Linked DNA regions of Mus musculus: region 1 is linked to region 2. A link is a loop called in an ENCODE intact Hi-C map of the cell type or tissue named here. Cell type or tissue: left cerebral cortex. All regions are shown on one strand. Links, peaks and the distances in the headings refer to the core of each region. The heading gives the core; the rest is flanking DNA. Region 1 overlaps Map2 (microtubule-associated protein 2). Region 2 has its middle 120 kb from the start of Gm51629.

The links. A loop is a pair of places that touch in the nucleus more often than their neighbours do. Peaks named below come from ENCODE experiments on the same cell type or tissue, not always from the same donor. Only the 100,000 strongest peaks of a DNase experiment are listed, where the experiment ranks them.
Region 1: it touches region 2 in a loop (4-fold over the local background); 7 of 42 quality-filtered maps call a loop at or near these places.

The regions. Positions count from the first base shown.
Region 1 is chr1:66,411,486-66,427,514 of GRCm38, forward strand. It overlaps Map2 (microtubule-associated protein 2), which reads left to right. Exons shown (of 15, transcript NM_001310634.1): 7 at 922-4,662; 8 at 4,859-5,065; 9 at 5,247-5,381; 10 at 8,650-8,711; 11 at 10,161-10,305; 12 at 13,712-14,043. Among named protein-coding and RNA genes, the nearest start is that of Unc80, 48 kb to the right of the region's middle. In left cerebral cortex, for the core only: no CTCF peak of the experiment used is centred there; a DNase peak (open chromatin) is centred at 7,070.
Region 2 is chr1:66,106,753-66,122,781 of GRCm38, forward strand. No RefSeq gene overlaps it. Among named protein-coding and RNA genes, the nearest start is that of Gm51629, 120 kb to the right of the region's middle. In left cerebral cortex, for the core only: no CTCF peak of the experiment used is centred there; a DNase peak (open chromatin) is centred at 8,784.

The DNA of each region.
Region 1 (16,029 bases), core at 4,517-9,516, 300 kb after region 2:
TGTCAAATTGTCTCCAGGTGACACATAGCTCTAGTGACCACAGGAAAAAATTTAAAATATAACTGGGACTCCAGAAACTCTTGCATTGGCATATCAATAAAATCAAGAGCACATCATTTATTTGATGCAAAGATTATCTGGGGCAAATACTAGCCACTGTGTTGCTAGCTGGCCATGTTCTAGGAATGAAATCAGGGCCCTGGGGATATTATGAGAGTTGACTCTTTAAAAATGTCTTGCTCTTATGATTTCCCATTTTAATCTAGAAGCCATGCTGGGAATTAAAATTTTAGATTGCGTGCATACTGGCTCATCACTTCTTAGGCCATGTATATAAAATTGACATCAAATATTTACTTTAATCTCTGCTATCTTCTAAAATTTTTATAGCAGCGACTTTTAGTTTGTCCATATGAATCCTTCTAATTTTTCATCAAGTACATAAAACTGAAATATTTGTATCATTATGTATTTATTGGCATTTCCCCTATGGCTTGCCAGTGAGAAAGTTTGCACTATTCAGGAAATATCCTTCATATACATATTCTAGTACCCTATTTATCTACTTCCTTAATGTAAATTAATTTCAACTTTTATTAATGAAATGAAGATGCTTCTTCATTTTCCAAGTAATTATGCACTATACACTGTTTAGAAGTGACTAAGATAAACAAAAAGAATAAGTAGCCTAAGGCCAACTCTTTCTATAACTCATTTAGAACAGGACTTCACTCAGTGCTAGGACATACAGATTCCAGTCCTGACATTCCCTTGTCATTTTTCAGTGGGCAGCATGCTTGCATGGTCCATAGCTTCCCTCTTACCTTCCCATTCATTTCCTATCTGTAAATATGATTTTAAGCTAAGTGCCTGAAAGCTGTTGCCTATTATCTGATTTGAAAATCAACTCGATTACTTCAGATTTACTTACAGCCTCGAAGATGGAATTCCCTGAGCAGGAGAAATTTCCTTCCTCATTCGCTGAGCCTTTAGACAAGGGAGAAATGGAGTTTAAGATGCCAAGTAAGCCTGGTGAAGACTTTGAACATGCTGCCTTAGTTCCTGACACAAGTAAAACTCCTCAGGATAAAAAGGATCTCCAAGGCATGGAAGGAGAAAAGTTGCCTCCAGTTCCATTTGCGCAGACTTTCGGTACCAACCTGGAAGACAGAAAACAGAGCACAGAACCAAGCATAGTGATGCCTAGCATTGGCCTCTCGGCAGAGCCCCCAGCTCCAAAAGAGCCAAAAGACTGGTTCATTGAAATGCCCACGGAATCAAAGAAGGATGAATGGGGTTTAGCTGCCCCAATATCTCCTGGCCCCTTGACACCCATGAGGGAAAAAGATGTGCTAGAGGATATCCCAAGATGGGAAGGGAAGCAGTTTGACTCTCCCATGCCAAGCCCCTTCCATGGTGGAAGTTTCACTCTTCCCTTAGACACTATGAAGAATGAGAGAGTCTCAGAAGGACCACGACCCTTTGCCCCTGTCTTCTTCCAATCAGATGACAAAGTGTCTCTGCAGGACCCCAGTGCTCTAGCTACTTCCAAAGAGAGTTCTAAAGATGAGGAGCCACTGAAAGATAAAGCAGACAAAGTGGCAGATGTTTCCATCTCAGAAGTTACCACTTTACTGGGAAATGTTCATAGTCCAGTTGTGGAAGGCTATGTTGGGGAGAACATTTCAGGAGAAGTAAAGGTTACCACAGATCAAGAGAAAAAGGAGACTTCTGCACCCAGTGTACAGGAACCTACACTCACTGAAACTGAACCACAGACAAAGCTTGATGAGAAATCAACTGTTTCTATCGAAGAAGCTGTGGCAAAAAAAGAGGAATCCTTTAAACTAAGAGATGATAAAACAGGTGTAATTCAGACTTCCACCGAGCAGTCTTTCTCCAAGGAAGACCAGAAAGGCCAAGAACACACGATTGATGAGTTAAAACAAGACTCCTTCCCTATAAGTCTGGAACAAGCAGTTACAGATGCAGCCATGACCTCCAAGACCTTGGGAAAAGTTACATCTGAGCCAGAGGCAGTAAGTGAAAGGAGAGAAATCCAGGGACTTTTTGAAGAGAAAACAGCTGACAAAAATAAGCTTGAAGGCGCTGGATCTGCGACAATAGCCGAGGTTGAGATGCCGTTTTATGAAGATAAATCAGGGATGTCTAAGTACTTTGAAACATCTGCATTGAAAGAAGACATGACGAGAAGCACTGAGTTGGGCAGTGATTACTATGAGCTGAGTGACTCCAGAGGAAGTGCCCAGGAATCTCTTGATACTATATCTCCTAAGAACCAACATGATGAAAAGGAACTTCAGGCAAAAGCATCCCAGCCTAGTCCTCCAGCACAGGAAGCAGGGTACAGCACTCTTGCTCAGAGTTATACACCCGATCATCCATCCGAGTTACCTGAAGAACCAAGTTCTCCTCAAGAGAGAATGTTCACTATTGACCCCAAAGTTTATGGAGAGAAAAGGGACCTTCATAGTAAGAATAAGGACGATCTGACACTTAGTCGAAGCTTAGGGCTTGGTGGAAGGTCTGCAATAGAACAAAGAAGCATGTCTATCAACTTGCCTATGTCTTGCCTTGATTCCATTGCCCTTGGGTTTAACTTTGGCCGGGGCCATGATCTTTCCCCTCTGGCTTCTGATATTCTAACCAACACTAGTGGAAGCATGGATGAAGGAGATGATTACCTGCCCCCCACCACACCTGCAGTGGAGAAGATGCCTTGCTTTCCTATAGAGAGCAAAGAGGAAGAAGATAAAGCAGAGCAAGCAAAAGTGACTGGAGGGCAAACTATCCAAGTTGAAACATCCTCAGAGTCACCCTTTCCAGCCAAAGAATATTACAAAAATGGTACTGTCATGGCCCCTGACCTGCCCGAGATGCTAGATCTGGCAGGAACCAGGTCCAGATTAGCTTCTGTGAGTGCAGATGCTGAGGTTGCCAGGAGGAAATCAGTCCCATCAGAGGCTATGCTTGCAGAGAGTAGTACCAGTTTGCCACCTGTCGCTGATGAAAGCCCAGTCACTGTAAAACCAGATAGTCAACTTGAAGACATGGGATACTGTGTGTTCAACAAGTACACAGTCCCTCTCCCATCACCAGTTCAAGACAGTGAGAATTTGTCAGGAGAGAGTGGTTCATTTTATGAAGGAACCGATGACAAAGTCCGTAGAGATTTGGCCACCGACCTTTCACTAATTGAAGTAAAACTTGCAGCTGCTGGAAGAGTCAAAGATGAGTTCACTGCTGAGAAAGAGGCATCTCCACCCACTTCTGCTGACAAATCAAGACTGAGTAGGGAGTTTGACCATGACAGGAAAGCTAATGACAAGCTGGATACTGTCCTAGAAAAGAGTGAAGAGCATATTGATTCAAAAGAACATGCCAAGGAGTCAGAAGAGATGGGGGGTAAAGTAGAGCTCTTTGGATTAGGTATAACTTATGATCAAGCCTCCACCAAAGAACTGATAACAACTAAGGATACATCACCTGAGAAAACAGAGAAAGGTCTCAGTTCAGTGCCAGAGGTAGCTGAGGTCGAGCCAACCACAAAAGCTGATCAAGGTCTAGATTTTGCTGCAACGAAAGCTGAGCCAAGTCAGTTAGATATAAAAGTCAGTGACTTTGGACAGATGGCTTCTGGGATGAATGTAGATGCTGGGAAAGCCATAGAGCTTAAGTTTGAGGTTGCTCAGGAGCTGACGCTCTCATCCGAAGCACCTCAAGAAGCAGATTCCTTCATGGGTGTTGAGTCCGGCCACATCAAGGAAGGTGGCAAAGTCAATGAAACAGAAGTCAAGGAAAAGGTGACAAAGCCTGATTTGGTGCATCAGGAGGCTGTAGACAAAGAAGAGTCCTATGAGTCTAGCGGTGAGCATGAAAGCCTCACTATGGAGTCTCTGAAGCCTGATGAGGGCAAGAAAGAAACATCTCCAGAGACATCACTGATCCAAGATGAAGTTGCCCTCAAGCTGTCTGTAGAAATCCCTTGCCCGCCTCCAGTTTCCGAAGCTGATTTATCCACGGATGAGAAGGGTGAGGTCCAGATGGAATTCATTCAGCTGCCAAAGGAAGAGAGCACAGAGACTCCGGATATACCTGCCATACCTTCTGATGTCACCCAGCCACAGCCTGAAGCCATTGTGTCCGAACCAGCAGAGGTCCCAAGTGAGGAAGAAGAGATAGAAGCTGGGGGAGAGTATGACAAACTGCTCTTCCGCTCAGATACCCTCCAGATCTCCGACCTGCTTGTTTCAGAAAGTAGGGAGGAGTTTGTGGAGACCTGCCCAGGTGAGCTCAAAGGTGTGGTTGAGTCTGTGGTGACCATTGAGGATGATTTTATCACTGTAGTACAAACCACAACTGATGAGGGGGAGTCGGGGTCCCACAGTGTGCGCTTCGCAGCTCCAGCTCAGCCGGAGGAAGAAAGGAGACCACGCCCTCACGATGAAGAGCTTGAAATAGAGATGGCAGCAGAAGCCCAGGCAGAACCCAAGGATGGCTCTCCAGATGCTCCAGCTACCCCTGAGAAAGAAGAGGTTGCGTTCTCAGAATATAAAACAGAAACTTACGACGATTACAAAGACGAGACCACCATTGATGACTCCATTATGGACGCCGACAGCCTGTGGGTGGACACTCAAGGTGTGCCTCTTTTTCAATCTTCTCCCAAATAAGACCCAGTAGCCTAGTGGGGAATTTGGTTTTCACTTTAAACATTTAAAGAATATGTATAATAGTCTCTATTTACTTTACATTGTGTTAAGTATGTGAAGGGTTTTATACATCTGTCACTAATGATCTCACTCTTCTTGTTGCCATGGTTTGCTTTGATCCGCAGATGATGATAGAAGCATCTTGACAGAGCAGTTAGAAACTATTCCTAAAGAGGAGAGAGCTGAGAAGGATGCTCGGAGACCGTCTCTCGAGAAACATAGAAAAGAAAAGCCTTTTAAAACCGGGAGAGGCAGAATTTCCACTCCTGAAAGAAAAGTAGCTAAAAAGGAACCTAGCACGGTCTCCAGGGATGAAGTGAGAAGGAAAAAAGGTTCATTTAACAATCACTTCTTTTAAAATGTGCGGTGTTTTTTTTTAAATTAATTTGTTATTGCTCTTTTGACAAAGCAACTTGCCTAACTAGTTACTTATAAAAATCTTGTTCATTTTTTCATTCCAAGTGTTTGCTTTCTTTCCTGATGGTATGCTTTTTTGTGTTTTCTTATTCATAGCAGTTTATAAGAAGGCTGAACTTGCTAAAAAATCAGAAGTTCAGGCCCACTCTCCTTCCAGGAAACTCATTTTAAAACCTGCTATCAAATACACTAGACCAACTCATCTCTCCTGTGTTAAGCGGAAAACCACAGGTGACTGTTTAATTCTGCGATGTGGCTGGCAAACATAGATGTGTATTTTTTTTTAAGTCTCATTACTGTAGAAGCTTCTTCATTTTGTTTTACTTCCAAATCTCAGCAATCATGAACAGTTTCGCTATTAAGTGTCTTGTATCATTATTCTTTTTTTTTTCCCTCCCTGCAGAAGAGGTCATGACCATCTGTTTCTTTGTCATACTCAGACATAGCAGTGCGTGATTGTATCTTGGCATTGTGCTCTATTGTCACGTTCTGGGGATCCCTATTTTCATTCTGTGTGTTTGGTTAGACGATGGCGATGAATTTAACCGTGGTATGCATTCTCATTATTTTGCTTATTTATCTCCTCCATGCTTAAATCCATGTATATTTGTCCTATTTTCTCTATTTTTACTGCCAAATCTGTTACTGATGTTGACTTTACTGAGACCATGTATACTGACTTAGACTTTGGAATTGAGAACCCCCCACCCCCGAAATAAGACTAATTTTCAAGATTATTTCTCTTTAGATGGAAAGAAAGAAGAACAAAGAAACTGATGTCTATACTATCAGATTTTATTCATCATGTTCAAAGGGAACACCTTTTCAATCTCCTGTACTTCATCTTTGAGATTTTCTTAAAGATGTCCATCCCAGCTGCCAAATGTTCTTATATAATTCAATGTGCAGAAATCTAAGTTAAAACTCCACTCCCTTATGACTGAATTAAGTTAGACATAGATATGTTTTCTATAATTCTAGTGCTGGGGAGGCAGAGGAAAGTGAATCTTTAGGTCGATCTCCAGTGTGAGTCCAGCCTGGGCTATTCTGAGAGACCTGGACTACATATGAGGAGGGGAAAGACTTGTTTTGCCTTCTAATTATTTCTGTCTCTCCCAAATTTACACAACCATAAGCTTAAAGATCTAATAGAAGAAAAGAATAAAACGTGGGAGAAATCATTAGGAAAGGAGCTGTAGCAATGGCTTTATTTTTATAAACACTTACTCTTCTTACAAAGGACTTGAGTTTGGTTCCTGTCACCCACATGTCAGTCCACAATATCTATGACTCCAATTTCGAAGAATTCAACCTCATCTTCGGGCCTCTCTGTGCACTGTACATATCTTGTACACTTACATTAGGCAAAATACCCACGCACATAAAATAGAAATCTTTTTTAAAGAATTCACAATAGAAATCTATATAGCTCTATACTTTACTTTGAAATTTCACTGTAGAGTATCAGGATATTTACTTTGTGTGCCAAATTATGCTATGATAATCTTAATTTTAAATTTTCTTAGTGTCTATGTGGATACTCTTGTAGTCTACAAAAATATCAGAAAGAAATTGTTCTTTTTAATTATTCATTACAAATGGCTTCATATAAAGTTTTGAGTCACTTTAAAGATTAGAAATGATATCATTGACCTTACTGAGAAAAAAATCAGAGACATTGATCTTCTAGAACAACCACCAAAAGTCTCTATTATTTTTGTTTGTTTGTTTAGATTTTATACCTGGGGCTTGGGCTTGGGGGTTCTATGCTTTTTGAGACAAAGTATTTGTACATATCCTAGGTCAGCCTTGAATTCATGATCCTCCTGCCTTAGCCTCCCCAATGTTTGGATTGTAAGCATGAGCACCATGCTTGGCCAGAATTTCAAGTATCATGTGTTTGTGACCTACATATAGAAACCATATGGCATACTTTATGCAAGAACAGTACCCCAGCCAAGATTTTAATTTGGAAAACTCTTCTATACACAAACCTTGAGAAAGACTCAGGGTACAGAGCACTTCAAAGTTAGAAATCAGGAGTTAACATATAACTCCAACTGTTGTATCTTGATTAGCTAAGTAGGTCATGATTTTAGAAATTCTATTTTACTCAGACAAATGCTTTGAGAAATATATTCTCTTGGATTGAACATTAAGAAATCTGTGTTCTACCTGAAAAGCTAAAAATGCTGTTAGAGTTGTGCAATATCAGAGGTAATATAAAATAGTTTGTAAGTCATTCATATGACATGCTTGCATGTTATTGACACTCACTTTACCATACTAAAAGCCAACCCTCCCTCTTTATGTTTATTCTTTAAATGATTTTTAAAATTTCAGGCTAACTAGAGTATCCCCTTATTCTAGTCAAATACCAAGAGAAGCCAGCAGGAAAACCATACAAAGTACAGATGTTATTGAACTAAAGCAAACTACAAATACACATTGCAGGAACTTTAGATATGTCATAGAGTCAATGACATCATTTTCACTGCTACGGTAGGATCTGAAAAGTCCTCCTAGCCAGTCCTTATACAATAGACACACTATAGGCAGCCATTTTCTTGATATAACAACTCACATAGCATAGGACCTTTTTTATCAGAACTACTCTGAGGGCTTATAAGGATTTTTTTCATGACGATTTCTCTATAAATAAATAAATAGTAAACGTACAAGCTAGAATATTTTACTTCTGAGGACAGCAGTCAAATACTGCTATTTTTAAACACAAAGGATTATCAGTTCAGGTAAGTCATCTACACAGAATGTAGGGTGGGATGGAATTTAAAATTGAGACCAGAAGCAAACAACAGCATCAAGAGAAACAGCAGTAACAGATGCAGTAATTGTGTCATACAGGAAGTGCATGCATAGAACACATTTTTTACTTATTGAACTTAAAATCTCTCATTCTCTGTCCCTGAGAAGTTGTTCTTGTTCCCTTCTTATGGTACAATTTCACTTCAGACAAGTATGTCAATCATAGTGCAAAATGAAGAGGTGTACAGGCAAAGGGTTTGCTGGTCATGACAGCCTGGGAGGTAAAATGTAGACGGATCTATAAGTTAGCCAGTGGCTTCTAGAAGAGGAGGCTTGGACATTTCTGTATCATTCCAACCCCAAAACCAATCATATTCCTTTCCTTTAACTAAGCAGCATTTGCTTTGATGTTCTGTGACTTTTGATCTAAAGATTCTATGTGTTTATGGTGGATACTCAGAAGTAAGTGCCTTGGTGACCCATAGGAAAAAGAGTGTGTGCACTGTACTCTCTTGCACTTCAGTAGACAATAGTCTGTATTAATTTGCACATGCTATAGTTGGAGCCACATAATGCATTACTGTTACCCAAGTTCCTTTGGCTACTGAACTTGAGCCTCAAAAGCAAGAGAATTGTATTTTGCCTTAGTCTTATGAGATAGTAGAACACCCAAGTATCAGAAAATGCATTTCTGTGAGTTTCGGACGCTAAGTTGTTCTTTTCTTTTCAACAGCAGCAAGTGGTGACTTGGCTCAGGCTCCTGGTGCTTTTAAACAGGCGAAGGATAAAGTCACTGTGAGTAAAGCAAGTTTGTTCTTCTCTTTCATTCAACTTTTGGTATTCGTTCAATGTCTTGCAAAGTGTAGATATTATGTAGATAATTGTATTTCTTTTTAAATGTCCATTTTAACCTGTTTGTAGCATCCAAGCCAAAACTGACATCATCTAGAATGATGGATGAGGGTAGTTGGGGAGGACACAACTGGATTTGCTCTGTTACCAAGATAACATACAGAAAACTGCACAATGAGTTGCCAAAAATGGGGAGGAAAAATTCACTTAGATTTTTTATAGAACATACTTTAGCTTTTATAATTAATATACTATTTTACATTTTCATTATAAGTCTAAATGAAACTATGTAAATGAGTGAGAAGTAATATTAGCTATAATCATTTTACTAAAGATGGCTACAGTTACCATTTTGATTTTTAAAGTCTTTATTTTTCTCCCTCCTTATAGGTTGACTAACAAAAAATGAAGATAGTGTATATTGATGTTTAACATAATAGTGAGCATTCTTAGTGACCATTTTAATGACAATGTGGCATTGCACTGGGTGGTCATGATATTTGGATCTCTATTGTGTATTTCTCATTTTTAAAAAAATATATTATTTTTTCATGTCTGAATCCTGAATATTTCTATCTATGTCATCTCTTATTTCTTTATCTTAATTTTCTAAAACTTCCTGTATAATAATTTAGTTGAGAAAATTAAACATAGTAATTTCCCTCTTTATAGGTTTAGTAACAAAAAAGAAAACATTGTATATATTTTTTAATTTAGTAGTAATCATTACTAATAACCATTTTAATGACAACATGACATTCTACTATGTTTTAAAAAGACAAAACCAACATGAAGTATTTTTGCTCTTTTTATGAATGGAAAAAAAGCAATTAAAGTCTACTAATGAAGTTCTAAATTTACAATGAACAATTTGAATGATTTCAATAAGTAGCTTAGAGACAAGTTTGGCAACCTTACAACCCTATATGACATTTAAATCATAATTCTTAGCTTATCAAACATGGTAGTTCCACTTTTCTATTACTATAGGCAGTGTTTTGTTTCTAATATTGACCAAACTTTGGTAACTGTCTCAAACTGAGGGTGTTTATTTGATAAGGAGAAGTAATTCAGTAGTTACAAATTAGACAGATTTGTTGAAAATACTAAGTAATAAAGCTTTTGGTTGTATTAGTGATTTATGAAAAACAATTTTGTAAATTCCTTCCATCTCCATTCTTGTTTAAAAACTAAACACCACAATTCATTTTTGATACTGTCACTTCAAGATAAAAGCTCAGAACAACTCAGACACTATAAATTCTAAGTAATGAAACAGAAAGTTTTATTAGTATATTAAAGTTGGTGCATCAAAAAAAATTGCCAGGAAAAATGACCAGAGTACTGTTGCATAATTAAAATGAACCTACTGTCTTTATTTTCCCTAATCAGGATGGAATAAGCAAGAGCCCAGAGAAACGTTCTTCCCTCCCAAGACCTTCCTCCATCCTCCCTCCTCGCAGGGGTGTATCAGGAGACAGGGAGGAGAACTCTTTCTCTCTGAATAGCTCCATCTCTTCAGCACGACGGACCACCAGTAGGTCATCCTACTTTGTTTCCCTTTAATCCTTTAAGTGAAAAAGAAGCTTACTTAAATTTGTAGTGTTTAAGTAAAATAAGCCTGTATTTAGAAGATAGTATCTTTATAGATAAATATTAGAAAATCTAGATAGTAGATTGTTCCAAAAAATGCTTTGTGGCAAGAGAGTTGATGGCACAAATGGCAATAGAGTGTCTTCATATCTACTGAGTTCAAGATAGCCTGTTTTAGAAAGATGTTTTTCTCTTGACTCAAACTTAAAACAAATAAATTATGAAAATAAATTATGAAAATTGCCGGGTGTGGTGGCACACGCCTTTAATCCCAGCACTCGGTAGGCAGAGGCAGGTGGATTTCTGAGTTTGAGGCCAGCCTGGTCTACAAAGTGAGTTCCAGGACAGCCAGGGCTATACAGAGAAACCCTGTCTCGAAAAACCATAAAAGGAAAGAAAGAAAGAAAGAAAGAAAGAGAGAGAGAGAGAGAGAGAGAGAGAGAGAGAGAGAGAGAGAGAGAGAGAGAGAGAGAGGGGGGAAAAAGGAGAAAAAAGAAAAGAGAAAGAAAAGAAAGAAAGAAAATCACCCATTGAGTTGCTTTACATATCTCTACACCATTAAGTCTTACTACAATAACATATCTTAAAATCTAAGTGGAAAACCTAAAACCCAAGGCTAGAGAGAAAGTTCAGTAGGGAAAGTACTTCTACAAAACCATGACCGCCTGAATTGGGCTCTCTAGCTCGAGTGTAAAACTGGGCATGGTGCTGGACATCTGCAGCTCAACCCTGATCAGACAGGAGTATCTCTGAACTCAGTGGCCAGAAACTTAGCCAATCTATGAGCCCCAAGTTCAGTAAGAGACCCTGATTCACACTATAGGTGAAGAACAATAAAGACACTTGATACTGACCTCTAGCTTGTACACACACAACATATTCGTACATGTACACACATGAGAGAAAAATGAAGTTTCTACTTAATTTCTTTTTTAAAATGTTATGCCAAATGACCTTTAACGTGATGTGTCCTGTACACTATCTTTTATCCCTTTTGTTTACTGGCCCATAGTGGACTGATTCACAATTATAGCAACCTGTGTGATCTGTGTAATGTTCAGTTATTACACTGTAGATTACATTGCTGCTGAGACTGTCTAGCAGGTCCTGTATCAAATTGTTATCCTTTTCCATTAAAATAGCTACCATGGTTAGCACATATTAGATATAAGACCTTTAAGGCATCTTTTCTACCTGATTGAGTTAATAATTCTGCTGGTCATTTGTTAGCAGCTTCAATTCAAAGACAATAAAAACTAACCTAACAGACAGAGTAATAACATATCAAATACTGCACAGTGAAACCTGGTTAGATTTGGTCTTCAGTCCACTGGTGACGTCACAATTCTCCTTAACACCTTAACCTTGTCTTGGAAGAAACTGAATGCTGTATAAATGTTCTATAAAACTCCATGGAAAACCAGATCTCTGTAATCTAGGAACTACTATATAATGATGGAAATGGCCACGGTTGTCATATTGTAACTTATTTTTCCTTCAACATTTGCTTTCAGAGATTTAATAGTAATCTCCCTATTGAGATATAACTATCTGTATTAGTCAGGGTTTCTATTCCTGCACAAACATCATGACCAAAAAGCACTTGGGGAGGAAAGGGTTTATTCAGCTTACTCTTCCACATTGCTGTTCATCATCAAAGGAAGTCAGGACTGGAACTCAAACAGGTCAAGAAGCAGGAGCTGATGCAGAGGCCATGGAGGGATGTTCTTTACTGGCTTGCTTCCACTGGCTTGCTCAGCTTGCTATCTTATAGAACCCAAGACTACCAGCCCAGAGATGGTACCACCCACAAGGGGCCCTCCCCGCTTGATCACTAATTGAGAAAATGCCTTACAGCTGGATCTCATGGAGGCATTTCCCCAAATGATGCTCCTTTCTCTGTGATAACTCCAGCTATGTCAAGTTGACACAAAACTAGCCAGTACACTATCATACCTGACACTTAGTGGTTTGTCTACACTGAAAACATTATTGTCATTGTGGAAATTGTGCTTAGCATTGTTTAATTTGGGGCAATACTTGCATCCTTTGAAGTCTATGCTAAGAGGGCTTTGACACCTCAAAACTCTTTTGCTGGAGCAAGATTAAATTATTGTAACATATTAGCAAGGAGGATATTTATGAACCAGTAATCCCCAGGGAAGCAATTTTCCCCTCGCATATCAAGAGTTGGAACTGGATGTACACAAGAACCCAGAAGAGGGTAAGACAGAAAAAAGCATCAGTTCTCCCCAGTGGCATGTCTTCAACCATGCCTATATGTGTTTCTATGGAAACAAAATGGCACTTCCTAAATAAACTCACCTCTTTGAGCCTACCTGTTCTGCCCTTTAAGAGGTTTTTACTGTTCTGAGACAACACGGTTGTGATATTCTAGCTTTAATTTGTTTTATAGTCTATTGCCTTGTGTCAGATGATAGCAAGTATAACTGATATGTTGACATCTACAAATATTGGGTGTATTTTAGCGCCATACAGCAATAGCAAAACATACATGGACAATTAGAAGGGGAAGCATTTTGCTCTCTTCTGTTTGCCTACCATCTCCTTAGCTACACGCAGCAATGTCCTGGCATTTATACAAGCTTTGAAAAGAATTTTAGGGAAATAATCCCATTCAGGAATCTCATGAACTCTGACAGAATAGAGCATATGTAGTCCTGAATGCAGTAGAGATGGAGAGCTTGGTTCACTTAACTCAAGGTACAATAAAACCACTTATTACATGTGTTAGGTTGGTACTTTCTGAGCTCTCAGTACAAATGGACAGATTCACATTGAAGCTCCACAAGCAAAAACTATGGGAAGTAAATTCACAGTGTGTATTTACTGTCAGGTGTATATCTGAGTCTCAGAATGGATGCACTTTCAGGGAGAAATGAATGATCCATGTGCCATTCAGGAGTCTTCCCACAATCAGGGACCCACATAACACAATAAATGTATGCTGTTTCTAACTACAGGTCGTCCATATGACTCAACAATCATACAAACAGAAGAATCATTTCCAATGAGTCCCAGTAAGAACTATGAGACCAAATAGGAAAAATATACACGTTTTAAATTTGTATATTAACATATACTCAAAAATATCACCAGTTTATGAACCTAAAGGAAGGAAAAGAGGTTCTCACCTCTTTGAGCCTTATCGTGATCTTTTCTAAAAAGTTCTAAATGTATTTGAATTAAGAACTCTATGAGTACTAACTTTGTGTGGGAAGAAGACTACCTTAAGAATTTTTTAACGTTCTGATGTGATTTTCTTGTGTTGTGCGTGTGTGTGTGTGTGTGTGTGTGTGTGTGTGTGTGTGACCTATTCATTACCATAGGGTCAGAACCAATTCGCAGAGCAGGAAAAAGTGGCACCTCCACACCTACTACCCCTGGATCAACTGCAATCACCCCTGGAACTCCCCCAAGCTACTCTTCACGTACCCCAGGCACCCCGGGAACCCCGAGCTACCCCAGGACACCAGGAACCCCCAAATCTGGCATCCTGGTGCCCAGTGAGAAGAAAGTTGCCATCATCCGCACTCCTCCAAAGTCCCCAGCTACTCCTAAGCAGCTTCGGCTTATTAACCAACCACTGCCGGACCTGAAGAATGTCAAGTCCAAAATCGGATCAACTGACAACATCAAATACCAGCCTAAGGGGGGTCAGGTAAGAGCTCCATGAACTCGTACTTGGTATCAGATGAGCAATCCCACTCACGGTTAAGTTGCTTTTTGTGCATTATAATCTGGCCATCTTGCGCACAGGAGACAGAGATGTTTACAGGGTCATGGGTCACCACCATTCATTGCTGAGTCTGGATCTTGTCTGGAGAATCAAGCTTAGGAAATACATTGAAAATCACTTGATACATCATATCCTTTTGTGATCATTGGTTACTGGTGGGCTTAACCATATGTGCAAGGAACCTTTAATTGATTTCTGGAATGGGTCTCTGAAGTCGATTTGGATATATTAAAGTTAGCTTTGTGATCCTGGAAGAAAATGAAGCAAATACTGTTTAATAGTCTCATAGAATATTAATATGCTATGGGATGATTCAGCTTCATAGGCTTTTTAAATTATTCTTGACATAAAGAACAAACGGCGACTTGTACCTTTTGAACAAACTGTAATGCTCATTGGATTCCGGATTCCTCTGAAGCTCCATGCCTTTTGTGTCACTCCTCTACTTGTCTCTTACAATTTCCGCCTCTGACTCCTGATATCCTTCCTCCTTGCCAAGAAAATTCTATCTTAGGAGGTCTCAGAGAAAGCTCTTGCTGAAGTGTGAAGTCTTCGAGCATTCCTGTCCAGTGTCAATACCAAAACTTCCTGGTGCTTCATCTTTAGCAGCAACATTCATTGCTTTCCACATCATAATTCCGTTCCAGGAAGCCCAGGGGCTTAGGAAAAGGCAACCGATGAGCCGTGGGGGCAGGGCGCTATGAGATGCTTTAAGAATAGCTGTAATAGTGTGCTCACAGATACATTTTCACAGGAAGATGCTGTGAAAATGAGGTGTAAGAAAGCTTTACAGCCAGACACAAATATAACTGAAATTCTAGCAAATTTATTCTGTAATTTTTTTAAAAAAATCATCTCATTTTAAAATTTTATTTATTTATTTGTTTGTTTTTTGAGACAGGGTTTCTCTGTATAGCTGTGGCTGTCCTGGAGCTCACTCTGTAGACCAGGCTGGCCTCGAACTCAGAAATCTGCCTGCCTCTGCTTCCCAAGTGCTGGGATTAAAGGCGTGCGCCACCTCTGCCCAGCCTCATTATTCTTAAATTCATCAGTTTTCCCCATTTAATAGAAGAAAACCTTTGGGATCATCTAGAAAGAGCCATTTGTTGCATACTTAGTAATTATATATAAATAATTTAGAAGAGTAACTTAAGTAAAATCAGTTTAACATATCATTAACCTTAAATGGAAAATTCTTTGCCATGGCTTTTAAAAGGGAGATGTCTAAAACGGATTAGCCTGTTTTGAGACAAGGTTTTGCTGCAAAGCACAATTGGTCTTCTTTAACTAATGCCCCTACCTCAGCTCTCAACATTCTGAGACTACAGTGCAGATTCCCTTGTCATAAAACCCCCATGTCCTCAGCGTCTCCTTCACCAGACGTGGCTTTTCTGTGTCCTGAAGAATCTTGATTTTTCAATCAATCATCTATCTCTTGATTCACAAAGAAATGTTACTCATTTCTATAACATTATATAGAAACTAGAGAAAATTTAATAAATATAAAAAGGTATTGGTACCATTCACAGAAATTGTATAGTATATAATTTTCTTTGAGTTCCTACACATTATCCAAACCTTCTTATTGTGGTTTTAGCCATTAATTTGCCAAGACTCTTTAAGATTAAATTGATACAAAAATATGAGGACATCCATTTTTTCTCCTCTGTTTGTTTGTGTCCCGAGGCTCCCTTCAGGTTGATGTTCAGAAAAGCTGGTAATTCATAAAGTTGGTTTAAAAATGTCTTATTCCTTTAGTATGAGATAAAGCATCCCCAGAGATTATGCTTAAGAGCTAATGAAGACATATTAACCAAAATTACATCAAGAACTAAAAATAGCTTCAAAATTGTGGTGGTGTTTTTTAAATATCTTCTTTCTCTGGGCCAGTGTTAGCTTGATGCCAAG
Region 2 (16,029 bases), core at 5,943-10,942:
AGGCAAAAAAGAACAAAAAACAAAAAACCATATAGAATACACAAGATACAGTCCACAGAGTTCAAAAGGCTCAACAAGCTGAAGTGCTCAAGGGAGGACACATCAGTCCCACTTACAAAGGGAGAAGAAAGCAATCACAAGTGGAGAGGGAGGGAGGGACTTGGGAGAGAAAGTGGATGGGATGTGGGGGGAGTGGGAGATAGAGGGGAACCTGATCTGGTATTGGGTGAGGAAAAAAGGACTGAAGCCCTGAGGGCCAGCAGAAAGAATGTAAACAGGCAACCTCAGGAAATAGGAGGTTTGGGAGACCTCCTAGAATGCACCAGAGACCTAGGAGATGTGAGACTCCCAGGACTCACTGGGAGGGACCTTGGATGAAATGCTGGACTGGGAGAGGGGACTTATAGAGCCCACCTCCAGCAGGAAGACAGGACATCAAGTGAGGGATGGGGTTGCTATCCCATAGTCACATCTCTGACCCATAATTGTTCTGTCTGAAAAAATTACAGGGATGGAAATGGAGAGGAGCCTGAGGAAAAGAAGGTCCAGAGACAGGCCCAAAGTGGGATCCAGTTCAAGGGGAGGTCCCAAGGTCTGACACTATTACTGAGGCTATGGAGTGCTTACAAAAAGGGACATATCATGGTTGCCCTCTAAAAGATCCAACAAGCAGCTGAAGGAGTTAGATGCAGTTATTTGAACCCAACCAATGGACAGATGCAGCTGACCCCTGTTTTTGAATTAAGGAATGCTGAAAGAAGCTGAGGAGAAGGGTGATCCTGTAGGAGGACCAGCAGTCTTAATTAACCTGGACCTCTGAGATATTTCAAACACTGGACCACCAAACAGACAGCATACACCAGCTGATATGAGGCCCCCAACACACATACAGTAGAGGACTTCCAGGTCTGTGTTCATTCAGAGATGATGCACCTAACCCCTCAAGAGACTGGAGACCCCAGGGAGTTTAGAGGTCAGGTGAGGTGGGGCATGGGGTGGGGAGGAGGGGTAGGATGTGGAGCAGTGGAGAGATGGGTGGGAAGGGGCAGGGAATGGAATATGGAGTGTAAAAAATGAATTACAAATAAAAGTAAATTAAGAAAAATAAAAGAGGGGATGGGGGGAACAGGGTGGAGTGGGGATCAGGTGTGGGGAAAGCCAGGGTGAGAGGCCAAGAGAGTGAATGGGAATCAGTGGCTGAAGGGGTGCATCTCCATGACCTTCCAGAGACCTAGAATGGGGAAGGCTACCAGGAGTTTGTGAGGGTGACACTAGCTGAGGCTTCTAGCAGTGGGGAATATGGAGCCTGAAGTGGCCATCTCCTGTAGCTAGGTAGTACTCCCAGTGGAGGGATAAGGACACCAAGCCACTCACAAAAACTTCGATCCAAAATCTGTCTGGCCTACAAGAAGTTCAGGGATAATGATGGAGCAGAGACTGAGGGAATGAGCAACCAATGATGGATCCAACTTGGCATTGGGCCCATCCCATGAGTAAGAACTAACTGGAGCAGGGACTGCCCCTGACTCTGTTGCTTGCTTATTTCTCTAATTGGGCTGCCTTGTTTGGCCTCAGTGGGGGAGGATGCAACTTGTCCTGCAGAGACTTAAAATGCCAGGGTGGGCTGGAACCCAGGGAATCCTCCACCTACTCAGAGAAGGAAGGGGGATGGGGGCGGGACAGTGACGGGGCAGGGACAGGGAATGGAGGGGTGGCTGAGATCAGATGTAAAGTTAATAAATAAATAATAAATAAATAAATGGAAAAGATAAATGAGAAAAAACAAAACAAAAATTAGGCTGCAATCCAAATTCTAAAAATTATTATATCACAAGTAATTATATAAAATATTCACAGCATGAAAACCTCATTATCTGTAGCGGAAAGACCTATCTTACACAAATTAGCAAAACATTTAAGTTATGCCCTATATTCTGTACCCTATTTCTTCCTAATTAAACTAACACCTATTATTTATTCAATTTGCCTGCTTCCTAGAAATTGAATAGCGGATAAAACATATGATTTCTGCATCAAACCGACCTGGTCTGCATCCTGCATCTGCACCTCATTAATATGGTGACCTTGAGGACTCTAGATTTCATGGCTTCAGTTCCCTGATCTGTAAAATAAAAATAGATGTTTCATGCTGTCATGTGAGAGTTAATTTGAATAATGTATGAAACTGCTTAGCTCAGTGTAAGTGCAGAGAAAATGAGTTCAAAAACAAATGGTATTTTGTCAGTTACTGTTCTGTTGTTGTGTTAAAATACCATGATCCTTTGCACTCTTCTATTTGCAACATATAGAAGCAAACACACACACACACACACACACACACACACACACACACACACACACACAGTGCATCCACTGGCGCTGCCAAGATTGTGAGCAAAGTCATCCCAGAACTGAGATGGGAACTTGTTGGCATGAGCTTTCACATACCTACTTCCATCTTGTCTGTGGAAATCTCAAACATTTTATCTTTTAATTTATTGATGAGTGTTTGACTGGGTTTGTCATATCAGAAAAGCCTAACTGAGCCGGGCATGGTGGCACACGCCTTTAATCCCAGCACTCGGGAGGCAGAGGCAGGCGGAGTTCTGAGTTCAAGACCAGCCTGGTGTACACTATAGAGAAACCCTGTCTCAAAAAAAACAAAACCAAAACCAAAAAAAAAAAAGAAGAAAAGAAAAGCCTAACTGACACACCATCTCAGGCCAAAACCAGCACTAGACCACAACAGGAAAAATCCTGATGAGAGCACACCAATTACAGATGTCTTGAGTGTCTTTCTCTAGTTGAACTTGAAAGTGTATGATGGCAGTGAAGAAGCTGTAACTTCTTTTCTGTCATCAAAAGACCAGCCCTAGTCCTGGTAGACATGTTTGCCAAATAGTCCTTGAATGATATGGAGTGTATTAAATTCCCCAAGTCGGCTACAGCACCTTTCTTCTTGTCTAAAGGTAAAGGGAAATACTTTGACTTTTGCTGTTAGGAAGAATCACAGAATATTTATACTTTGTCAAAAAAAAACCTCTCCTTAATTTTTTTTCTTACTCTATCCAACATGTTTGGTATATGAGGTTGGTGGTCAGCTGGTGACAAGAACCAATGTTATGCTGCAAGTCTTTGCAAGTCTTACTTCTCACTGTGAACTCTGTCTCCATTACTCGGCTCAGACCCCAGCCAAAATTGAGTCCCAAATAGTTCCATGATAAAGCAAAGGCTTGTATCATAAGTTTATAGGACCCCTGACAGCCATCACTTTTTTAGATTCGTTTGAGAAGTAGACGCTAAAATAGAAATAAGAAACAATGTGTTGTCTTCTTGCTGTTTTTAGATGGGTATTGCTCCCTTATGCACCTCTATTCAAGGACCCAGTAACCTCTATAATGCAGAGCCTACAATTCTACTTTCAATGGTTATACTATTTACTATCTCCATAACATTGTTTATGGCAGACATATCTTCTACATTTGGATTCCAAAAGCAACAAAGGTCTGATTCTCCTTCTATGTCACAAGCTGATCCTGCTCAACTTTCTTTCTTCAATTTACCTTGTCTTCATAACAGCTTACTATTTTTAAAATCTTTATTTACCATAACTATGTATGTTCACTGCACACACAGGGATGGCAGAGGATAACATGTAACTTGTGGAGTATGTTCTCATGTGGGTTCCAGCAATGAGTTTGCAGAGCACATTCTTTTACCTACTTAGCCTTCCCTCTGGCTCCTATAATCTATAGTCTCAGTACCTGCTTATCTAATCCAGTCACACGGTATTATTTTTGTTTTATGTGTGTGGGTTTCAATATTCTCTCTATACTAATGATTCTTAAGTGTAGCTCTTATACCCCATCTTTCCCTCTTGACCGGCATAGGTGGTTGCCTGCTCAACTTCTCTATGTGGTATTTCACAATTATTTCAGAAGTAATGTATCAGATACAACTCAGTCTGCTTCCATTAAAAGCACTGGACCTTTTTGCTACATTACATCACATTGGACTTCTGCTCACAGCAACTTCCTGGTATTCAGGCTCTTATAATCTTCCCAGTCCCTCTTTGGCAATGTTCCCTGAGACCTGAGGTAAAACCCTTGTGATGTAAAATGTACCCCTTGGAGCTAGGATCACCATCATCCATTGATTTCTGTGTTGTATCCAGTGATCGCTTTCTGTGATGGTCTCCATTTTCTGTAAAGAGAAGCTTGTTTGATGAGGGGTGGGAGCTATACTTATCTGTGGGTATAAGGACAAGACTTCAAATGTAGTTAGGAATTGCGATGGTAAAACAAAGTGAAAGTGATTGATTCTTTTCTAAGTTCTATGAGTCATTTTTAATACACTGGCTAACCATTAAAAAGGAAGTTCCTCTTTCCTAGTGCTGGGATTTCGTTAGCCTATGGTTCTTGTAGGGAATATTGTCATCCCAAGAGATATAAACTTCCATGTGTGTGTGTGTGTGTGTGTGTATGTGTGTGTGTGTGTGTGTGCGCGCGCGCGCACGCTTGTAAGTATTACATATAAAATAATATGGTTCCTTAAAGCTGTATCAAATAATCCCAGTATTTAACTTTTCTTCTTCCTCCCTAGTTGGAACTCCCTCCTGCTTTTCCAGTGTCCATTCATCTATTGAAAGACATTTAGCTTTTTCCTATTTCCTACCTATTATGAAAAGGACGGTAAACACTGCTGAGCAAGTATCTGTGGAGTAGGATGTCAAGTTAGAAGAAAAAGATAGGCAGTACCCTAAAAGATGCAAGTGTAGGGAAAAAATCCTGAATAGTATACCATTCGCCCAGGAACTAATGCCAATGCTTGATAAGTAGGATCTCATAAAATCATAAAATCTTCTGTATAGGCAAGGAAACAGTCAAGGGAAGAAGAAAGCCACAGAGTGGGAAGGAACCTTTGCCAGCTATGTACCCAACAGAGGACTAATACAGAGTATATAAATAACTCAAAGGGCAGAGTCAATAAAACAAATGACCTAATTAAAATGGGCTATGGATCTGAACAGAGAGTTCTCAAAAGCATAAATAAAAATAACTGAGAAATACATCAAAAAGTGTTCAGCATCATTAGCACTTAGGGAAATGAAAATTAAAACAATTTTGAAATCTCATCCTATCCCAGTCAAAATGGCTAATATCAGCAAAACAACAGACAACAAACACTGCTAAGGATGAAGAGAAAGGAAATCTTTACTCAGTGTTGGTGGGAAAGCAAACTTGTGTAGCAATTCTGAAAATCAGTATGGAGAATCCTTAGTGCAGGTACCAGGGCTGGAGCAGGGACTAAGGGAATGGCCAAACAATAACCTAGCCAACTTGAGACCCATCCCATTGGCAAGCACCTGACACTATCAATGATACTCTGTTATGCTTGCTGAAGACATGGCTGTCTTCTGAGAGGTTCCACCTATCAGCTGACTCAGACAAATCCAGACACCCACAGACAAACCACAGATAGAGATTAGGGACTCTTAAGGAAGAATAGAAGGAAGGATTGTGGGGCCTGAGAGCCTAAACCACCAACCAAAGAACATACATGGGCTGGACCTAGGCCTCCCCACTCACATGCTCATATGTAGCAGATGCGCAGCTTGACCTTTCATATGATTTCAGAACAACTGGAACAGGGGCTCTCCCAAAAGCTGCTGTCTGTACCATGGGATCTGTTCTTCTAGCTGGGCTGACTTGTCTGGCTCAGTGGAAGAGGAAGCACCTAGCTCACAGAGACTTGAAGTAACAGGGTGAGGAATGGCAATCGGGGACTCCCACCAGCTCAAAGGAGAAAGGGATGTGGAGATGGGGGAAGAGATGTGTGATGGGGTGACCAGGAGGGGGACAGTAAGCACAATGTAAAGTAAATAAGTAAAAAAAATAAATTAAAATTTTTGAATATATATTGTATTCTTTGATGAAGCACCAAAATAAAATTTATTACAAATTTAAAAAGCTAAATCTATCATATGATATGATTATACCACTCCTTAGCATATGCCCAAATGACTAGGTATTCTTAAAAATAACTTTAAAATATTTTTAAATGTATTGTCTGAGAAGTTCATACATATATACAAAGCATTTTGATAATATCTATCCTCAACTTGTTCCCTCCAATGCCTTTCCACACCTTCCATGCAGATAGCTTCCTACAATTAACTCAATGAGTACATTTAGGGCTTCTGCCTGCGTGTTCAGAGTGTGAGGTCATCTACTGGAGCATGGGCAAATTACTATTGGCTCTATCCCAAAGTAAGGTGATTATCCCTCCCCCGGGAGCCATTAACTGCCAATAGTGCCTCAGGTAGGAGTGAGGACTTTCAAGGCCGTCACCAGATCCGTGCTAGCACGTTTGATTTTAAACAGGAATAGTGCAAGTAAGCATAGCTGTTGTTAGTTCTGTGTCCAGTAGTCATGCCATGTCCAAAGAGAAGATTTTAATTGTTTTAAGAAGTCTCCCTCACTACAGAATTGTTGGCGTATCCACTTCTCTTAACTATAGGCTTGATTTTCCTCAAATGGGTTTGAAAGAAACTGATCTTACCTGAAGTTTTTCAAATTACATATTAGATTGATTTCTTCACATACAATCCTAAACTGTTCATTTTTTTAATTTAAAATTGACAGTATTATTTTTTTCTTCAAAACTTCTTTTTAAATTTTATTTATTCTTCTCTTATATATTACATCCTAACTTCTTGCATATATTATATCCTCACTCCTCTTCTCCCAGTCCCTCCCCTGGTCCTCTCTTCCTCAGAGCCACTCCTCCTCCACTTTCCTGCAGAAAAGAGGAGGCCTCCTAGGGATATCAATGGAACATTGCATAACTGGGCACAAGCCCTCATATTGAGTCTGGACAAAGTAACCCAGCAAGAGGAAAAGGGTCTCAGGAGCCGGCAAAAGAGTCAGAAACAGCACTACTCCCACGTTAGGAATCTCACGAGAATGCAACCATAATGCATATGCATAGGACCTAGTTCACCTCCATACCAGCTCCCCGATTGTCCCTTCAGTCTCCGTGTGCCCTGTGAGACTGATTCTCTAGGCCATGTTCTTGCCATATCCTTGACTCTTCTGGCTCCTACAATCTTTCCTCTCCCTATTCCATAGGATTCTCTGATCTTTGCCTAATTTTTGGCTGTGGGTCACTGCATCTGTCCCCATCAGGTGCTGGATCAAGTCTGTCTGATGATGATTGGGCTAGGCTCTAGTATATGAGTATAGCAGAACTAATTAGGTACCATTTCATTTACTTATTTTCCCCAGTCATTTTTAATTCTATCCCATGTCTCTGTGCTGTCCAGTCTCTGGTTTCTGGCCACCCAGGCAGTGTGCCAGGATCCTTTAATACAGAAAGACGAGTGAAATTTAAGCATAATAACTTCCTTGTTCTGTTTCACTAGATAGGCCAAAGGTTTTCCAGTCTCCTTTGAAACAGATTGACTGTTATGCAATGTTAGGTTCTTCAGAGGCAGAGCTTGAGAAGAAAATCTGTGGGCAAGTAAGATTTTGAGGAAATATTGGAGGTGTATAAGTTACCAGACAAAGGTTTAATCTTCAGAAAAATGTCTTATGGGTAGCTCCAGCTTGATCCAGCAAGGGAACTCTGAGACATGAGGTAAACCTCAGAATTGTCTGCATCTGTGAGAAGGGAACTGAGGTCAACATTTCCACATGAGGTGGTTTATATCTTCATACATAGATGTATACTGTAGTATATATACATATACAGATACAGTTGTTTTATATCTCCATACATACATATACACTGTAATATCTTCATATCTGTCTCTCTAATAGATAGATTAGAGAAAGAAAGAGAGAGAGAGAGAGAGAGAGAGAGAGAGAGAGAGAGAGAGAGAGAGAGAGATTTATTATGTCTCCAGGTGACTTTGTGTAACTTATTTTCTCACATGACATGATATCTGCTTTATTCAATTTTTCTTCTTTTGGGTCGAGAAATTCATCCAACCTAATATTATTATTATTAATTATTATTATTATTATTATTATTAATTTTATGTATATAAGTACATTGGAGCTGTGTTCAGACACACCAGAAGAGGGCATCGGATCCCATTACAGATGGTTGTGAGGCACTATGTTGTTGCTGGGAATTGTATTCAGGACCTCTGGAAGAAAGGTCAGTGTTCCTAACTGCTGAACCATCTCTCCAGCCCTCATCCAACTTTTTAATTCAGTAATAGAAGATAATCCAAAATTTTGGAAATTTGTTTTTCTTTTCACAAGAGTTTTAATGTAACTTCAATTTTCTTTCAAGGTTTATGTTATCAATATCATTTAGGATACATATATATATATACATATATATATGAAAATTTTCAAATGAGTAATACAAAATATTTAACTGATTTTTTAAGGATTTTGCATTTACGTTTTTTCATTGCTAATTTTGAAATTTTCATTGCTAACACTGGATATCAGTTCTGAAGCATGTATACATTTCAAAATATTTCTAAGAAGTCCCAAAACATCATAATTTACAAAACAGCTATAAGAAAGCCTATGAGTGAATGTGTTCTTGGGAGCTGCAGAACTCACCAGTGACTGGGCCCTGGAAAGGAAGAACCAGAATACGCCACAGCTGGAGACAATAAAGGTTTCCATCTTTTCTATAGAATACATCTCAGACATGCAGCAAGTGACATTTTACACATGCCCTGGGGATATTTTTACTGAACGCTAATTTCCTGTGAACCCGGGAGGATCTCCAGTCTTAACTCAGCTTGGCAGATCCCCAGGAGAAGGCTGAGTCAGCAAACAGCTTAAGCTTCTGTTGGTTCTTAAATCTTTACCAGCACAGGGAACTGGCTGCTCTGCATGTTACTATGCTTCTTAGAAGAAGCATATGACAAGGCAAAAAGCAATGGTGGTAAAAACAAAATAGCCTTGCTAGGCTGTACTATAAATTGTGAATTTTTTACTGACCAATCAACTTGGTCTTAATTTTTGTGGATTTATATTCCTATTTAATTAACTGAACATTCATACATTTAATTATTGGAATAACCATATTGACAAGCAGTTTCTCTTAGTTTACATTAAAATAGAGGTTCTCAACCTGTGGGTTGGGAAGTCACATATTAGGCAGCCAACATCTCAGATATTTACATTACAATTCATAAAAGTAGCAAAATTGCAGTCATTATGTAGAAATGAAATAAATCTATGGTTGTGGGTCACCATGGCATGAGGCACTTAATTAACGGTCTCAGCATTAGGTAGGTTGAGAACCACTACATTAAAGAATAATTGAAGTTGTAGGCTACTAATAGCTTTTAAAGTGAGGCTATTTGTGAAAAGAAGAATGTGTATAGACCTGATGTTTAGTTTAGAAACCCGGTAACCTCAAGGAAGAAAAATATTACATTATATTCATATAATGATCCACAGTTGTTTCAATTACTGCAGAGATCAATGTATCAACTCTATATCCACATGGGTTCAGTTCTCCAAATTCTTTAATGGGAGAGAAGGCCTCATAACTGCAGAGAAAATCTTGACTGTTCTAAAGACAAAACTCCTAGGGACATCATCAGTTTTCTAAAAGGAAGAATTCACTCACGATGGTAACCATTTAACAGGTTGTACTAGACACCTATCTGCAATGCAGCCAGGAAGCTTTGGCAATACTGCGGTTAAACCACACAGCAGGGTCTGCACACTGAGCCTTTTCACTTGGGTCAACACATATCACAAATGTATAAAATAAGTGTGAGAATTGACATAGATAACCTGTAACTGATACACCTTTTGTTTGTATGAGTATCATTAAAATACCTTAAGGGATTTTAGTGGGATTAAGTTCTCTCAAAGCCTTTTGCTTTCTGTTCTCAGAAGAAGAGTGAGTAGAGGCAAATGCCACGAATGTTTGCATATTTTATTATAGTGTTAATACTGAGGAAAGACAGTGCGTACTTATAGTGTGCAAGAATTTGGTTCAATTAAGCTCCAAATTGTAGGCAAGTAAGTAAGCTATAAAAAATTCTTCTCAGATATTAATTGTTCTATTACTCATTTTCCAGGAATGATAATGTGCTGTTTGTGTTTGTATCTTAATCTGTAGAAAATCATTAAGCTATGAGTAGTTTCACTAGCTGAAACTAGGAAATGAAAAATATTTTGTGGCATTTGGTAGTAATTTATCAGTACATAGGAAGACACTGGTAATAGAATTGTAGATGTTTATATATTTGTTAAAGTGATTTGCAAATTTGATTGTTTTCACTTAAAAAATTACAGTGCAGAGGAGATAGTTCATTCAATCGAGTACTCACTTCATAGGTATGCATGAGGAACCCAAAATTCAAATGAAAAAGAAAAGTGAGGCATAGGGCACACATTTGTAATCTCAATCTTAGGCAGGAGAAAGGTGGATTCCTTCGGTTCGCAACCATTGGTATGGTCTGCTTTGTGAGTTCTAGGCCAACGAGAGAGTTTCTTTCAAAAGCAAAAGGTAGGCAGCCATCAGAGGAATAACACTTGATAGTGTCCTCTGACTTCCATATGCATTTTAACACAAACACATCATATTACATACAGACAGGCAGACAGGCAGACAGATACAAACACATGATAGAAGATAGATAGATAGATAGATAGATAGATAGATAGATAGATAGATAGATAGATAGATAGATAGGTAGATAGATAGATAGATAGGTAGATAGATAGATAGATGATTGTCTGGCAAGGTAAGGCTAAAGCAGTTATTGCCTGATGGTCTAAAGTTGATCTTCAGGACCTACATGGTAGAAGGAGAGAACTGCTTTTCACACTTTCACAAGTTGTTTCCTAACATCCACCAGACATCTACATGTGCACCACAATGTGACTACCTACAAACACAAAACCACACATACATATATACAAACAATTTTTAATTTACAGATTATGTTAATTTTTAACTTCTAGTAATTTAGATAAACGATACATCTGTACTGTCTTAGGGTTTCTTGGTTGTGATAAAAACACCAAGACCAAAAGCAACTTGGGGATGGAAGGGCTTATTTCATCTTACAATTTGTTCTCTATCATGCAGGAAAGTCAGACCAGGAACTAAAGGAAAGAATCTGGAGGTAGGAACTGATACAGGGGCCATGGAAAAATGTTACTCATTGGTTTGTTTTTCATAGTTTGCTCAGTCTCCTTTTGAATAGCACGCAGGACCAACAGCCCAGGGTAGTACCACCCAAAGTGGGATGGGTCCTCCCATATCAATGATCAATCAAGAAGATGCCTCACATGCTAGCTTAAAGGGCAAATCTGCTGAAGCATTTTCTCAATTGAGATTCCCTCTTCTAAAATGACTCTAGCTGTGTCAACTTGACATAAAGCTAAGCCAGCAAAGCCACCACGTTTTTTTTTTGCTGTGAGATACAGTTGGGGTCAAAAATCTCTCAATAAAGTTTTATATAGCTGGGATACTAATTAGACTCTTTAACTTCAGGTAAGCCTGAACATAATTATCAAGGTAGGAAGAGAAGTCAGACTGGATTAGTTCATTCCAAAAATAACTATTAATGTAGCAAGAACCAATTATTGAATATATTTTGCAAACCACCCCAAAGACGAACTTCTTCTATAGCTATGCAGAAAATCTGTCTAGGGTGTACTCAGAGTCAAAAGTTTGTTTTTAGAAGACATTGCATCACTGCTTGCTACAGTTGCACCTTAAGTGTGGTCAAAGGTCTATATAACATGGTCTTCAGCATGATACAGGTAGGAGGTAGTAAAATGTTTAAGCATTAGGACCTTGTAGGTATTTAGATTATTGGATGGCCTTGAGGAAGACAGTGAGATCCAGGCTCTTCTCTTCCCTTTGATTCCCTGGCTATGAGGTGAATAGCCTTTTCCTACTGCTTACGACCCTCCGTGATTATGTGGCTTCATCACCAGAAATGTAAAGGCAACAAAGACACTCTCAGTAATGGACTTAAATTTCTAGAATTTTAAGGCAAACAAAACCTTTTATCTTTGTAAATTGAATATCTTGGGTATTTATTATAGTTAGGAAAAACTAAGGATCATATTACTCTTTCCTTATCTCTAATGTGGATGATCAACCAAAGTCATCACTGGAGACAAATAAATAACAAGTGTTTCTTTTTTTTTTTTTTTTTTTTTTTGGTTTTGCGAGACAGGGTTTCTCTGTATAGCACTGGCTGTCCTGGAACTCACTCGGTAGACCAGGCTGGCCTCGAACTCAGAAATCCACCTGCCTCTGCCTCCCGAGTGCTGGGATTAAAGGCGTGTGCCACCACGCCCGGCTACAAGTGTTTCTTATTTGAGATACAGAACCAATGATAAAATATAGAAGGATTGCACCCAGATTCACCTTGGTGTACAAATAAGTTTATTGAAGTTACTTATACTTATACCTTTTACTTATAAGATTACTTATAGGAAAAGGAGCAAGACAAAGGCAGCTATATCCTATCAATATGGATAGCTACTCACAAAACCCGGAACCCTTGGCACAATCTGCATGACATGTAGACAAATCTTGTGGTCAGAACATTTCTACTGGTGTCTGGGATGATCTGAAAATTTCCTCCTCATAAATTTGTTTACTACTTCGGTAACCTCATGGAGAGTTTCCCATTGTTTTGCTAGTTTCAGGAACTTTCTTCCTGAGTCACAAATCCTTTCTGTCTCTTTACAAGAGGGAATGTTTCTGAGTCTTGTAACTTCTGAGCCTTAGGGAGCTTTCCTCCATAGTTGAATGTTTAAACCCCTAAATTTGCTACATAATACTATGAAGGTCATATTTTTTTTTTACCTTCTGCCATGAACAATGAGTTTTAAGTATCTTCTTTTAAAAGGAAACAAAGAAGACAAAAAGTCTATCCTTAACCTATTATTGGCTGTACTACCCCATTAGCAAACATGAATTAAGGTGGGAAATTTAGGCTGTAAAAATAATAGAAACAGTAGCAATAATTATAAATCCAAGTTATTAAGTTCAGCTGTATGCCAGGGTTTGGATATATAATTAAATAGCAAATGTGTAAGGAACAATTAACATGCAATATTGATGAATAAGAAAACTGCTCAAGTAATACAAAGTCAGCCATCTGGTCACAAACTACCTTTGAAACCAGAATTTGAGCCTAAACTCAATATCAAAATAAAATCCCATTGCCTCATTCTCAGACATTTACATAAAACAGGGGGGTCCTTAACAAAAAGTAAATCTTTAGATAAAGACCATCCAGCCAAGCAATTTTCAAACTCAAGTCTCTATGTAGAAACCACTGAGAGGCTTGTTAAATACAAGTTCTGCTTTTATAGTGCTGTATGAGACTGAATACTGTGTTTCACTCCTACAGCCACTTGCTTCTAACATAGATGGTATATCAAAACATCTTCTTACTTCACATTTCTGTGTTCAAGATGGCTGTGTTCAGATTCCTGAAACGTATTTGAAAATGGCTTCATTTAGATTATGATTTAAATGTTCTGGAAAATTTTTTTGTTGTTCTCGTTGTTGTTGTTATAGTTGGCAGAGTGAAGATATAAAAGGTGATGAAAGTTTATCAGGTATGCAAACATTTTGAGAAAAGCCTATACTTTAGATTTTTGTTCGCTATAATTTTAAACATAAGGATCACTAGATAATTAATGGAGCTTACCAACAAAAAAAAAAGAATATATCTCAAGACCTATTTGATGACATGCCATGAATCTATAATTATGACTTTAAAGTATAAATTATTTTATCTCTACTCAGAGATATACTAGCATGTAAGAAATTACAAATTTGGGCAAGAGAAATGGCTCAGAAGCTAATAGCATATATTGCTTCTTAAGGGTGTTCCTCAGCATCCATGTTAAAAAACACACAATTATCTGTCACTCCAACTCCAATTGATCTCAGGCCCTCTTCTGGTTTCCACAGGTACCTGCATATATGTGGCATATCCTCATGCAGACACATACAGACACACACACACAAATAAGTGTAAAGAAAAAGAGAATGAAATAACTAGTTTGATTTGTTTATTCCTCTCTCTCAAACACTGCCTCATTTCATGTGGCCGTGGCTGGCATCTAGACCCTTGGGTGTTGAGGTAAATCTTCACTCAAATAGGCCCCAGCAATGAAAGCATGACTTAGTTAATATGAATACATGCTGTGCACCTAGACTGGGCAGATCTACTGCTACACTACCGTCTTCCACATCTATGAGACTCCTTAGAACTTGCCATTTCTCCAGGCCATGTGCTTTAGCTCTGCTTTTCTTCTTCTTCCTTCTCCTCTGTGTTCTCTCCCTCCCCTTCTGCTCCACCTTCCCTTTTATCTGCCCAATCATCAGCTCTCCTTTATTTTACAAATTAAGGTGGGAAGCAGGTTTATAGGAAATCACCTGAGTGCTGACTCATTCCTTGTTCACAACCACTCACAGGAGAACAGAATTGACATCAAATATAATTAGCCCCAGGACTATCCACAACACTTGGGATTATGATTTTGGCTGTGAGCTACTGTACCAACCTCAGATTTATTAGTTTATACTTCCTAAAACTCACTGCCTCACCCTGAGAAACATCTCTTCTGGCTAAAGCATTTTAGACAATTTTCTCTAGAATCTACTGCAATGCAGCCTGTTCTTGGCAAAAAGCAAAGGTAATTCATTTTTGGCCTCAGAAACTCTTTTTAAAAATTGTATCAAGAATAAGTTGAAGAAATAAAGGCTGTGATACATCAAAATGAAAGTGCTTATTAGAAATAGGAGTCAAATGGCATAAACAGATGAGAATGAAACAAATTCCTTAGGCAAACTGGGCTCCACTCTGCTAATGATTCTAACTAGAAGTGAACCATTGCTTTTAAACATTCTCATCACATGGTCACAAACAAAAATAGGCTCTGGAAGCAGTATTCCTAGTCAAATCACATCTTACATTTATTTTAATCCCTTAAGTAATTTCTCAGGAGATTTTTGAACCAGTGTTGTTTAAAAAATCAGATCCACCTCCTCTTTCTTTGTGTGTCTGCCAATTTCTAAGTAGCTTTCTAATGCTAAGCTTAATTGATAGGATCCCAGAAAGCCCTGTGGTGGGGTAATGTTCTTTTCTAACATATTGCAGACATGCCTCGCTCTTGTGCCTTTCTGTTTCACCCTTCCTCTTTCCTGAGGGCTTTTTATTTGCATGCGTTCTCTTGTCTGTTCATCAGAAGACCAACTTGAGAATATAATAAGATTAAATTTTACAAACTTTGTTACGGATAGTGTTGGGAAAATATTAATTTCATCCTTTTCACCCTTGGTTCATTGACTCTGTTCCTTTCCCCACCCTACATACAAACCAGTCATTTACAAAATTAGGATACAAACAAATCATTTCAAAAATTATCATATACTATGTTTTAAATAACCAGGTTTTATGCACATTCCTTGACCTACTGTTATATGTCTGTCAGCCACTATCTTCACTTTAAGGATGTATTTCACTTAGGTTGGTTATTATCAAAATTCTATGTCTCCTTCAAGGGTCATCTAATGCCACTTTCTTGAATCTATTTACGATTGCATCTAGTCCTTCCGATTAGATCCTCCATCCTTACTCTGATACTTCAAGTGTCTTCAAGTCAAGGCCAACATCTTGTTTTTCTTCTGTCTGCACAGGAGACGTTAGCTCTTGTTGATGTAATGCATTCCTAGTCTGAGGACAGTGGGTGCCAATGGTTTCATGAAGAAGCAACTCTATAGGAACTTACAGCAGCGACAATAACTTCTTTTAAAGGTCACCAGAATAGTAGCCAGCCACTTTCCTAAATATCTACTTTATTACTCAATAGTCTTCATGCTATAAGTGTTACAGCAGTCCTTGGGTCCTCTAGGAGAGTAGTACATGTTCTATATCCCTGTGTCAGATTCTTCTTCAGTAATCTCTCCTCTCTTTCTTGTAGAAACTTTCTTGATAAACCGTAAAATTAATGATTTTTGGTCCCTTGCCTATACAGAAGTCATCACTTCTGGTTC